Regions from separate parts of the Homo sapiens genome. Here regions 1 and 2 are each linked to region 3. Evidence: chromatin contacts called from ENCODE Hi-C or POLR2A ChIA-PET data. All regions are on one chromosome and are shown on one strand. The core of a region is the stretch at or near the end of the contact, and the rest is flanking DNA. Distances in the headings are between cores, read along the strand shown.

Evidence for each region. A loop is a pair of places that touch in the nucleus more often than their neighbours do. ChIA-PET counts read pairs that join two places held with the same protein, here RNA polymerase II (POLR2A). Pooled maps may share reads with other maps.
Region 1: a pooled map shows a loop between it and region 3 (2.1-fold over the local background). The contact joins two enhancer-like sites. A Hi-C loop is called at or near these places in 1 of 168 maps with a recorded cell type or tissue (CD8-positive, alpha-beta T cell) and 1 of 50 pooled maps. POLR2A ChIA-PET finds 5 or more read pairs at or near these places in 4 of 52 experiments (Panc1, activated CD4-positive, alpha-beta T cell, activated T-cell and 1 more).
Region 2: a loop to region 3 is called in a map of endothelial cell of umbilical vein, with 7 times the contacts of the local background. The contact joins two enhancer-like sites. A Hi-C loop is called at or near these places in 5 of 168 maps with a recorded cell type or tissue (CD8-positive, alpha-beta T cell, endothelial cell of umbilical vein, mammary epithelial cell and 1 more) and 7 of 50 pooled maps. POLR2A ChIA-PET finds 5 or more read pairs at or near these places in 6 of 52 experiments (CD4-positive, alpha-beta T cell, MCF 10A, Panc1 and 3 more).

The regions. Positions count from the first base shown.
Region 1 is chr2:27,975,161-27,979,603 of GRCh38, forward strand. The region is part of intron 3 of BABAM2 (BRISC and BRCA1 A complex member 2); the gene reads left to right. Among named protein-coding and RNA genes, the nearest start is that of MIR4263, 19 kb to the right of the region's middle. Within about 2 kb of position 2,876, at least 7 of the 41 ENCODE cell types and tissues checked have a DNase peak (open chromatin) inside an H3K27ac peak, as active enhancers do.
Region 2 is chr2:27,953,410-27,957,884 of GRCh38, forward strand. All of the region lies in intron 3 of BABAM2 (BRISC and BRCA1 A complex member 2), which reads left to right. Among named protein-coding and RNA genes, the nearest start is that of MIR4263, 41 kb to the right of the region's middle. Within about 2 kb of position 1,747, at least 28 of the 41 ENCODE cell types and tissues checked have a DNase peak (open chromatin) inside an H3K27ac peak, as active enhancers do; they include CD8-positive, alpha-beta T cell and endothelial cell of umbilical vein, where a contact is called at or near this core.
Region 3 is chr2:27,918,443-27,922,542 of GRCh38, forward strand. All of the region lies in intron 2 of BABAM2 (BRISC and BRCA1 A complex member 2), which reads left to right. Among named protein-coding and RNA genes, the nearest start is that of BABAM2-AS1, 29 kb to the left of the region's middle. Within about 2 kb of position 2,234, at least 6 of the 41 ENCODE cell types and tissues checked have a DNase peak (open chromatin) inside an H3K27ac peak, as active enhancers do; they include CD8-positive, alpha-beta T cell and endothelial cell of umbilical vein, where a contact is called at or near this core.

The DNA of each region.
Region 1 (4,443 bases), core at 1,626-4,125, 57 kb after region 3:
CCTAAGTCAATTTTCCCTAAATTAATGTACACTATTTAGTGTAATCCCCATCAAAATCCCAGCAGGATTGGGTAGATATTGACAAGATGATTTTAAAATTTACGTGGGAAGCAAAGAATTAAAATAGCCAAAACAATTTTGGAAAAGAACAATAAAAATGGAGGAGTCAGACTACTCAGTTTGAAGACTTATTATCAAGGCAGTGTGATATTGGCAAAAGAAGAGCCATAGATCAATAGAACAAAATAGTCCAATAATAGATCCATATAAATATGGTCAATGATTTTCCACAAAAACGCAAAGGCACTTCAATGGCAAAAGGAGTCTTCTCAGCAAGTAGACATCTACATGCAAAAAAAAGGACCTTGACTTATATTTCAAACCATGTTCAAAAATTGGTGAATCACATTCTTAAATGGAAAATTTCAAACCATAAAAATCCAAGAAGTAACCATAGAAGGAAGGCTTTGTGACTTGGGCTGGGCATTGAGTTAGATACAACAGTAGAAACATAATCCATAAAAGAAAAAAGTTGATAAATTGGATTTCACTGAAGCTTAAAACTTTTGCTCTGCTGAAGAGACTGTTAAGAGGAAGAGGAGGACAAGAAGCAGTAAGAGAAAATATTTGCAAATCATGTATCTAACAGAGAACAAATTTCAAGAATATGTAGCTTTCAAAAGTCAACATTAAGAAAACCAACAACAATAAAAAAAATGGGGAACAGATCTGAACAGATACTCCACCAAGGAATATATACAGGTAGCAAATAAACACATGAAAAGATGCTCAACTTTATTAGTCATTAGGAAAATGCAGATTAAAATCATTATGAGATGCCATGATGTACCTGTTAGAATGACTAAAATCAATGACAATAATAACAAAATTGACCATATTAAATGTTGGCACGAATGTGTAGAAACTGGAACTCTCATGCGTTGTTGGTTTGCTAAATGTAATAGTCACTCAGGAAAAAAGGTTGGCAGTTTGTTTTATGGTTAAAGATACACTTCATCATATGACCTAGCAATCCAGTCTTAAACATTTATCTAGAAATGATAAATGTACATTCACGCAAAACATGTACATATATGTTTGTAGCAGCATCATTCATAATCATCACAAACTGGAAATCACCTACATGTCTTTCATTGGGTAGATGGATATACAAACTATGGTACATCTGTACAATGGAATATACTAGTAGGCTATAAAAAAGGAGCAAGCTATTGATACATGCAGCAATTTGAGTCTCAAATGCCTTATGCTAAGTGAAAGAAGAAGCTGGTCTCAAAAGGTTACATACTGCATGATTCCATTTATATGGCATTCTGGAAAAATGCAAAACTGAAGGGGCCAAGAGCAGGTCAGAGGTTTCCAGGAATAAGGAATGGTCGGAATATTTAAATACACAGGGATAGCATGAAGACATATTGGAGAGTGATAGAATTGTTCTGTATCCTAATTTTGGTGATGTTTACACAAATCTCTGCATGTTATACAACTCTTATAGGTGTACAGAAAAAGATGAATTTTACTGTGTATAAAGTTAAAAAATAGTTTATAATTTTTATGTCACCTTTTTTCTTTTTACTGTTTGAATGTGGCTACTGGTAAGTTTAAAATTATGTATGTGGCTTGCATTATTATTTCTATTACATAGCACTGCTTCAGATATTAGAAGTGCAAAGAAGGATTAGGTGTGGTCCGAAGTCTAGGAGAGGGATATGGCAGAAGGAAGTCTTCTAAGAAGAGGAGGCAAATTTAAATGACCTAAGTTTAGCCTCTGCCCCCTACTTCCATCCTTTGTTCTACAGATTTTGTTTGAGAGCCTAATTCATGTAAATATGCCAACTCTCAGATGTAGTAATTCCTTAGAGTCTTTTTCCTTGATATTGGAAATTAAACTCTACCACTCAAGATGAAAAGAATGCTGTGCAATGGAATAATTAGTGGCATCCTTGCATTTGTAGGCACAACAGCCTACATTGCTGAGGCAGTTGACAAGTTCCTTGACAAACTTGTGATGAATGTTTAAGTTCATATTATTATTGGTTAGACATTATTGTTTAAATTATTGCACCCAAGATTGTTTATTGTTTATAAATTGTCATAAAGGGAGGTTTCCAGAAGGATGCCTAGCCAGTATGTTTATAATTTGAAGTTAGGAGTGCCAACCCAAAATTGGAGTAGAATCTAAGAATATCATGATGGACTTTAAATAGGTAAATCTAGCGATACTGAAATATAATACAGATAAATTTAAAATTTCAAAATGGATTCTAAAATTTAGTTGTCCCAGTTAAGAAGAGGGATATGTAGCTTAGCAGTGGTAAATACATAAAAATGTTAGGGCTTTTAGTTAATAAGAAGCATAATAGGAGTCACTACTGATGAGGCTGCCAAAAAAGCTATTTTAACTTACAATGCCATTTATCAATAGAAGTTTAATACATAAATTAAGGCATGGATTTTTGTATTTGTTTCTGTGCTCTTTAGAACACACCTAGAATCTTATCTTGAGATCTGGGTGTTATCCTCTAAGAGAGCTATAGACAAACTGGTACATATTCAGAGAGGAGAGAGCCAAATGATGAAGGAAATTGAAACAAGTCAGATGAGGAATAGTGAAGGAGACTGGGATAGTAAGCCTGTCTAAGAGGTGACTCCTAGTGGGGTTGAAAGATAGGTCACGAGAACTGCCTTCAAATAATTGAAGGGCTGTGATATTACAGATAAATTAAACTTGTCCCATAAAGTTCTCAGAACCAGCAAATGGAATTTTCAGAGAGATATTAAATTTCAGTGTAAGGACACACTAAGGGTTAGAGCTAACTCTTGGAAATGAGTCACCTCTTCAAAGTTTTTCGTAAAGCTCTGAAATGGTTTGGATATGTGTCACCTCCAAATATCATGTTGAAATGTGACCTCCAGTGTTGGAGGTGAGCCTAGTGGGAAGTGTTTGGGTCATGGGGGTGGATCCCTCATGAATGGTGTGGTGCTGTCCTTGTGATAATGAAAGAGTTCTTGCTCTGACTTCATGTGAGATCTGGTTGTTTAAAAGAGCGTGGCACCTCCTCTTGCTCTCACTGCCACTCTCATCTTGTGATGTGCCTGCTCTCCCTTCACCTCCTGCCATGATTGTAAGCTTGCTGAGGTCTTTGCCAGAAGCAGATGCTGGCACCATGCTTCCTGTACAGCCTGCAGAACTGTGAGCCAATTAAACCTCTTTTTATAAATTATCCAGTCCTCGGTTAGTTCTTTATAGTGATGCAAAAATGGACGGACACAAACTCTATTGCTTGAACTTACTTTTTGTTGAGACTATCTCCTTCAAACTGGCGTTTCCACAAAGTTCTTGTCTGACTCTCACTTCCATACTTGGAGTTTCAGTCAGTAATCATTTAATGCAGCAACTGATAAGAATAATCTATCATTGGCAGAAAACCAGTCATTTACCTTTTTCTTTTTTTCTTTTTCAAGTTTCATTTTAGGTTCTGGGGTTACATGTGCAGGTTTGTTACGTGGGTAAATTGCATATCACTGGGGTTTGGTGTACAAAAGATTTAGTCACCTAGATAGTGAGCAAAGTACCCGATTGGTAGGTTTTTGACCATCACCCTCCTCTCACCCTCCACCCTCAAGTAGGCCCCAGTGTCTATTATTCCCCTCTTTGTGTCCATGTATACTCCAATGTTTAGCTTCCACTTACAAGTGAGAACATGTGGTATTTGGCTTTCTGTTCCTGGTTAGTTTGGTAGGATAATAGCCTCCAGCTACATCCATATTGCTGCAAAGGACATGATCTCATTCTTTTTTATGGCTGTGTAGTATTCCATGGTGTATATGTACCACATTTTCTTTTTTTCTTTTTTTTTTTTTGAGATGGAGTCTTACTCTGTTGCCCAGGCTGGAGTGCAGCGGCACAATCTCGGCTCACTGCAACCTCCACCCCCTGGATTCAAGCAATTCTCCTGCCTTAGCCTCCCAAGTAGCTGAGACTACAGGCATGCGCCACCATGCCCAGCCAATTTTTGTATTTTTTTGTTTAGTAGAGACGTGGTTTCGCCATGTTAACCAGGCTGGTCTCGAACTCCTCACCTCAGGTGATCCATCTGCCTCAGCCTCACAAAGTGCTGAGATTACAGGTGTGAGCCACTGCGCCTGGCCTATGTACATTTTCTTTATCAGATTCACTCTTGATGGGCATCTAGGATGATTCCAAGTCTTTGCTATTGTGAATAGTGCTGCAATGAACATATGAGTATATGTGTTTTTTTCATAGAATGATTTATATTCTTTTGGGTATATACACAGTAATGGGATTGCAGGGTTGAATGGTAGCTCTATTTTAAGTTCTTTGAGAAATCTCCAAACTGCTTTCCACAGTGGCTGAACTAGTTTATGTTCCCACCAACAGTGTGTAAGCATTTCCTTTTC
Region 2 (4,475 bases), core at 497-2,996, 34 kb after region 3:
TGGGCTCAAGTGATCCTCCTGCCTTGGCCTACCACAGTGCTGGGATTACAGGCATGAACCACCGTAGTGACAGAGTCTCTATATGTTGCCCAGGCTGGTTTCGAATTCTTGGGCTCAAGTGATCCTCCCTCCTCGGCTTCCCAAAGTGCTGGGATTATAGGCATGAACCACCGCACTGGGCCCACACTTCTCTTTTGATACCATCTACATTAATATCATTACCAACGATCTCACCAAAAAAAAAAAAAATATTTCTTTTTTTCTGCCTTTGGCTACAGGGCTAGCTCGTAAAAGGAAGGGAACAAAATGTTTAAGTATGATCATGTTTTTAGTGATGGAAAATTAAAACCATTAAAAAATAAACAATGAAAAATATGGCAAAATAAGAAGGTGAATGCCAGAAGATTAAGGAAGTTCTAGAGAGTTTTGCAGATGTGGGATTTCAGATGAAGACCAGATACATCTAATTTGTGAGGGGAATAAAGAGACAGGTAAGAGAGATGGGTGGGAATAGAGCTAGCCTGAGGAGAAAGAGAAGGAGATTAAAAACAAAATTCGTATCCAGTCTGAATAAAATTTGTTTCATCCCTCCTTGGCCCTTAGAAATTAGAGTCTTTTCATATTATTGTCTTTCTATTTGGTAAGCTGTGTTTGATAGCGGTGCACAAACTTGGGCACAGAAGCCTGAGTTTGTGGGGTTGCATTCAGTGTATAGAAAAGTTACAACTCATTTCTAGTTAGTTCTTCCTTTGTACTTATGCCTAAACCTCTCCATCTGGAGAAATGCCAGCTTGCCACTAAATTTAAATAAATAAGAACATGTCTCATCAATAGGGGCGGCAAATTTAGCCCCTCTTTAGAGCACTGAGCAATTTATGACCATATGTTAAATACCATAAAACAGCTTTAAAGATTTGGTCGCTGGCCATTGCCAGATTGCACCGTAGGAGTGCAGCAGCACTGTGAGGGACTGGGAATGCTTCCTCCGGCCCTTGGAGGCCTCAGCAACTCACTGATGTCACAGCCAAAGAGGGCTGTTTTCAAACATTCCCTTTATAAAGGTGAAATACTAAAAGATTCCATTTTGGCATTTGGGAGCAAAGAAGGCAAGACTTCTTTTTGATTCTTAAGGGTCAAAATTAGTATGGAAAGTGTTGTGTGGGAGAATGAGTAACTTGGCAGCAGTGAGTACAGAAGGCAAGTCTAGAAATAGGTAATAGATATCCTACTCATCCTTTTTCTTGGAGCATGAACTGGACTTTTATGTGGCATAAGCCGACCAAATATCACGTTTCTCAATCAATTTCTTTTTGCCAACTTTCGTCGAATTAATATTAATGTTAAAAACAATTTTTAAAATTTCATGCCAAAGCATTGCCAATTGTAAGGCTTTCTTTTCTTCCAGAAATATGACTCACTATTTGGTGAACTCCAAATATTAGTTTTTCTTCTTACCACCATGACAGCCTGTGAATCATTTATGGCATTCAGTGGGCTCGTGGCTGAGAGAATGAAGGTGTGTGCCAGCAAACATGTGATTTTTGGTCAAGTAGTGCTCTGGGACCTTCGATGGGCTTTTAACACATGTGAGGAAACCAGTGGTTCAGGCAGGGGGCAGTATTATTAAATAGTAATAGACACCAAAAAGCTTTGTACAAGATTTTTCAGACTGCTCTCTCAGAAATGTAACTCTTCCTACAAAGGAAGATGATGAAATTTGGCTGTCAAAGGTCCAGGATTCCTAGCCTTCTTGAATCTGTAGTTGCCAGCCCAAGGGCTGATTTCCTGTCAGTTCCTGTGTGGTTTGCACTACATCCTCTTTGCAACAGATCAGTATTTTAGGTCATCCATCATAACTGCTCTCCTGTAAGTTCTTGGCAATTTGATCTCAGTTTGCAGAAGGCAGCTGGCATACTTTGCTAGGAAGTGCAGCTGGAGAGCTCCTGTCTCACTCTTCCTAAGGCCAGGAAGCACACTATTGTTACTCATTGCTGCTTTCTTCCTTTAAAGAACAAAAAACTTCAAACTTTGGCAAATTCTAAAGTTACTAGGTAGCAATTTGAAATTACTCTGATCGTTTTGTTGGTCTAGGGCAAAAACTTGAGTGATCTTTTATATCATTTGTAAATCTTGTCTGGTTTTTCCATAACACAGATATGTGCATTAGTGGAAGTTTCCTCCCCATTGCAAATGAAGTTATGCTTGTCTTCAGAGTCACACGGGAATTTTTAGTTTTATTTTGTTTTAGGCTTTGATTGTCAAGGACAGTAACATGGCCTAATTTCTTCTCTGTGTTTTATTCCCTTAACATTGAGATTTTTCTATTCCTAATATCAGCATTGGGTAAGACTATTTACCTTGGGTATGACTTGAATATTTGCACTGGATTTTCAAACTATACGAACAGAGATAGTTAAAGCACTTTTTTTGGACTATTTAATGTTAAAATAAAAGTATCGTTTTAGTGTTTCTGATTTCTCATTCCATAATGGGTGACCTATGTTGTGAGATTTAGAAAAATGAGCAATTTTCCTCCTTTCTTATGACTCACAGGTCACATTTTGGCAACATGTTTTTTTTTTCCTGTAGAATGGTGATTACCTTTACCCCAGTTCACCTAAGAGAGGAACCTGTTTATAAAGAGGATACAACCTCATGCATGAATTATTTTAAATGGTATTCTTAATAATCTATGATGGCACAGATCTTTTATACTTCTGAGTTGTCTTCTTTTCATCTTTACGAAAACCATATCTTCTGTAGAGTTAAACAAGATTATTAATGTAGCTCTTGGTTTCTTTTATGTTCTGGTTCCTAACATAAATGAAGGGAAAGGAAAGATAAGTTGTGCTGCTTTATAGAAAAATAGTAAACTTTTTGAAGGCCAAATTTATGTCAGATTTATGGGTATCAAGCAATAACATCATAGAAACACCCCAAATCCTGATAGTGCGCTAAGGATGGCATGAAGGAAGAAATTTTTGGATTTGAGATATGAAAGAATTTGATGTCCAGATTATTTCTATCAAACCAAATCTTTAGTCTCTAAAATAATATATTGTTAAATTCTAGGAGCAAGAATCCTCTGTGATTTCCAAGATCTGTTGCCGATGACCCACACAGTAGACAATCAGGAAATGTTTATTAAATGAGTGATACAAAGGCACTAAAAGATGATGTCTTATGTGGAAATTCTTAATTGGAAGGACACTAGGTAATTTTGGGAATCTTCCAGTGGGATAAGGAAGTATCTAAAGATTTGAAAAGCAGCAGCATAGTTTCTGCATTAAAGAAAGTAAAAGATAATTATGAAGGTTATATAGAGCAGGTTGACATACATATTTAGAAAGAACTCAGAAAAAGAATCACAAAAGTAGTTTGCCAACATTTGGACTAGTATAGGACTAACCAATTTTGCTTTGTAAAAAACAATTCTTAATAGATCAATTCTTATTACAGAATGATGAGTATAGTACATTGGAAGCAAAAGATAAATTTAATTTATCCCAATTTTAGCAGAGCTTTTGATTCTGTCCTTGGGATGAATCTGATAAGCAAATCATGAAATGATTATTTAGACACAAGATGTGTTGCTCGACAGTATGCCTAAAGTATATCATGACTAAGGAATGAATGCTACTTAATGTTGAAATCAGACGCTTTGGTCATCCCAGTGTAGAGCAAATTGCAAAACTGTTTCTTCTCTGGCTAAAAAAATGTTGGTTATTGTCTTCCTGTTTCTCCTTTTTCTGTTTTCTGCAACATTATCTCACTACACTTGGGTAAAACAAGTGCCAGGCAATTGCAGGGATGACAATCTCCTGTAGAAAGAAAAGGATCCACAATTTTCAAAGTACTTTAATTCATTCATCTATGCACCAGTTACTATTGAGGACCTACTCAGTCCAAATTTTGAAGTACAGTATTTGATGGCCTCCATTTTTTTTGGCACCATCATAATCTTTCCAGCATTCTCTTTACCCCATTTTCTACTAAACCAGATTGCCTTGATAGCCTGTCCTTAAGCTCACTTTTCAACACTATCTGCTATTCTTCAACATTCCTTGAGCACATAATTTGCTTTCTACCCTCTAAGTTTTGCTTCTTTTATCTCTGCCTAGAATTACCATCTCATTATTTCTTTATCTAAGCCTACTCTAGACAGCACTAAGAGTAGACATTTTAAAAAAGAATTCGGTAGAGCATGATTTTAGATGAAAAGGAAGTAGTAAGTTAAGTAAGAGACTGTAGCAGACTGTGTTTTCCAAAGATGGCCACAACAGCATTTCCCATTCCACATGCTCTTCTATACCATGACCTTACCACTCCTCCAGGTATAATTTTCCTCCTCTTGAATCTGGGTGGGCTTGTGATTATTTTGGCCAACAGAATATGATGCTTATTATGCCGTATGACTTTCAAGGCTGGGTCATAAAAGGCAATGAGGCTTTCATCTTACTCTAGCAGGAATACTT
Region 3 (4,100 bases), core at 984-3,483:
CATTCCATTGTGTGTGTGTGTGTGTATATGTATAGTATTGTATATATATATAATGTATAGTACTACATTTTGTTTATCCATTCATCCATGGATGGACACTTGGATTGCTTCTACCTTTTGTTTATTGTAAATAATCCTATCAAGTTTTTGTTCTTCAAGATCATCTGATCTATTCTAGGTTCTTGGCATTCCATTTGTATTTTAGAATCTGCCTTTCAGATTGCAGATCAATTTAGGGAGAACTTACAACTTTTCATTATGAGTCTTTTTTTTTCTCACTCCGTGGCTCAGGCTGGAGAGCAGTGATGTGATGATGGCTCACTGCAGTCTTGACCTCCCTGGCTCAGGCGATCCTCCCACCTCAGACTCCCAAGTAGCTGGTACTACAGGCACATGCCACCATGCCCACTAACTTTTTGGTATTTTTTGTAGAGACAGGGTTTCTCCATGTTGCCCAGGCTGGTCTTAAACTTTTGAGCTCAAGTGATCCACCTGACTTGGCCTTCTAACGTGCTAAGATTACAGGCATGAGCCACTGTGCCCGGCCTCATTATGAGTCTTTTAATCCATGAACATGATATCTCTGTTCATTTATTTGTTTACTTATTTTCTTCTTAATAATAGCTTTCTGCATAGAGATCTTGCACATCTATTGTAACATTTATTTCTATATATTTGATCATTTGATATTATTTTAGATGGCATCTTTCTAAAAGTTTTATTTTCTGACAGTTGATGGTATATGGAAATACAATAGACTTCTATGTATGCTCTAACAACTTTGCTAAACCCACATATTCATTCCAATAGTGCATATGAACATTTACAAAATTTTCTATGTTCACAGTCACATTTTCTGCAAAAAAGTAAGTTCTGTTTCTTCTTTTCCAATTTTTATACTCCTTATTTCCTCCATCCTGGCTAAGACCTCCAGTACAATGTTGAATTAAAGTGATGAGAGTTGGTATTCTTGTCTCATCCTCTATCTCAAAGAAAAAAATTTTAATGTTTTGTTTTTAAGTATGATGTTGCTTTAAGTTTTTTGTAGATAGCTTTGATCACATTAAGGAAGTTCCCTTTTATCCCAGTTTATAGAGAGCTTTTAAAATTATGAATGGATGTTTAATTTCATCAAACACTTGTACTTATTAAGATAATCCTATCAATTTCCTCTTATTCTCTTAGCAGAGTTAATTAAATGCACATATTAGAAAAGAAGAAAGGTTGAAAATTAATAAGCTAAGCATCTATCTGAAAAAGTTAAAGGATTTTTTCCCGATCCTAGTTAGCTGTTAAAAACTGTATGTGAGCCCATCATTCCTACTGAAACCATATTGTAATTTAAACCACATTTTTGTTATAGGGACACCTACCAACATTTAAAAATACTTCCTACTCTAAAGTAGAGTTGAAGTTTATCATTTATAAATGGAGATATGGCATAGAAGCTGAGAATAACAGTTGACGCCACATGAACTGGCAAACACATTTTCTTGAATATTTTAATTTTGTAATTTTTAAAACATTCTGGGCTGAGTCACTTATTTTGGTGATGGCATTTTGGAATCCTATGCTAAGAATTAAATGTATCATTTTTTCTAGGAGGGTCTAGCCATAGTTTTTAGGCTTTAGAGATAGAATGTACTTGATGTATCAAGAATATCATATGTCATCAAATGCATAGCCCCATTCCCCTGAAAATCAACCGAGAAAATCTATCTGAATGCAATTTTGTCTTCTTTTACCGATTTTAATTTGTCCTTTTTGCTTGTAAAAAGGTCTAAGACTTGACCTTGTGGATTTGGTCTGGCCAGTCAGATGGGGTATAATTATAGCCCTTTCAAGGCTGAATATGTAAGATTCCATGAACCAGTTCAGATGCCTTTGCAGATAAAATGCTCATGTTTTAGATTATTTAGATAGATGTTAAGATACCCTTTGTCAGTCTTCCAGCTTCTTTACTGCTGCATCCAGTCTAGAAACCATGATAATTTTTGAAACTGAGTAATCTATGTTAGATTTAATTCAGAGAAAATAAATTCTAAAAGATGAAAATGTAGTTAATATTAGTTAACAGTAATTTACTGTAATATGTGACTTTTTTTTAAAAGGTGGTTATTGATCTTTGAGCATATTTTATTTGAGAGTCACTTGTTATTTTAGGTTGCCAAAGTTGAAGACTTCCTTCTCAGCTGATGTTAAATATTGTTGGTTTAGCACAAACGTCACTATCAAGAAAACAGGAAGCTATGTAGGACACATGCCAAATGGTAAATTAATAGTCAGGGTAAAGGAAACTGACGTAGACTCAGGGAAGGAACCCTGGACTCATCTACTTTGTTCTTTTTAGGTGGCTTGAAGAATAGAAATGGTCTAAGTCATTATTTTTTTCCAGACAGTGTATCAAAAAACAGGGTTAGCCCTATTAAGCCAGAAAGAATATATTTTCTTATATTTTGCATTATTTTAAAACTGCTAATGTTTTAAAGGTTGTAGAATATCTTCATATAGCTTTGTTAATCTAGATTAGTTCTTGGCTGTCACTAAAAAGCCTATAAAGTATAGTAAAATTTGCCTACTTTTATTTTTTTATAGTGAAACCTTAACATTTGAGTCGGATCTCAGTAACTAGGAACAAATGATAATTTAAAGAGGAGTCAAATCCAAATTTACCTTTCATTATTTACTTAAACTTTATATATATAGTTTGCTAAATCAGTGAACAGTGTCATCATTGTAGAGTCTGTGTCAAGTTACGGGGGGCTTGTTCCCTCTCTTGTAGCCTTGATTTATGTGTTTACAGTTTTTATACTTATTACTGATAAATAATTTTCTTTTCATTAGAACGCATGTAATAGAACTTCTTTTTGGCAATATTTTGTCATCTTTTACTTCTCATTTTTCTAGGTACTTAATAAAATATCATTTGTTGAAAACATTTATAGTTCACCAATTATGAGATTTATAGTTATAAATCTTTATAAGCCACTAATTATGATTTATAATTCACTAATCATAAGATATTAATCTGATGGTTTTCTCTTAAATTATTGAGAGATGGTTTAATGTAGTAATTAAGAAAGTGGGCCATGGAGGCAGACATCCTGGGTTTGGATCCCAGCTCTGTCACTCACTAGCAAGTTACATAAGCATCTACGTGCCTCAGTGCCCTCATCTGTAAATTGGGGTAATAACAGCACCTATCTTGGAAGGTTGCTGTAAGTTTAAATAGTTTAATATAATTAAAGAGCTTAGAATAGTGCCTGCCACATTAGTAAATGCCCGACAAATATTAGCTGCTGTTATTTGTTTATTGTGGAAATATAATAATTATAGGTAATAACTTAAAGTTTAAATTCTGAGTTGTGTGTACAGTTCTTCAAAGGGAAAACCTTCCACAAATAATCACACTTTTGCCTTTCTTGGAGGTGAGGATGAGCACATCATCCCAATTCCAGTTAAATCAACAGTCTTTTTTTCTTGTTGTTGTTTTTAATCATGAAAAGAGTACAACACTAGGAGTCAAGATATATGCATTCATTCAGCAAACCTTTATCCTCCTACATAGTTGTTGGAGTGTTCACCTCCTGGATATCAGTGCTAGACACTGGAGATTTAAAGATGCCTAGGCCATGGAGACTAAGATATGGTTAGCGTGTCCTGTAAGTGGTTTCCAATCCCAGAGTGCCAGTGAGACCCTTTGCTCTTTGATGTCATCATCTGTAAAATGACAGTTCTTGAACTTAGTTTATGAGTGTTAGTAATATGCTAAAATTTCATCAGTGCTGGATACTTAGCACTGTGCTAGGTGCTATACTAGGACTTACTTAAAAAGGAGTATAACATAGCGCTTGACACTAGAATCTTATGATCTGGTTGGGAAAACAAGCCACAAGGAGAAAAATAGACAAATAATACTGGGAGTCATGTGATTAAATGTAAAATAAGAGACTCAACAGATGAGAATGTGCGAAGGTTCTTACGCTCAGCATTTTATTGCGTCAATGATTAACTGCCATTTCTGTAATAAAGTACTAGATTAAACTACCTCCTTTGATGCTATCAAGAATTCCCGCTTGATAATTCCCACTTTCATAATC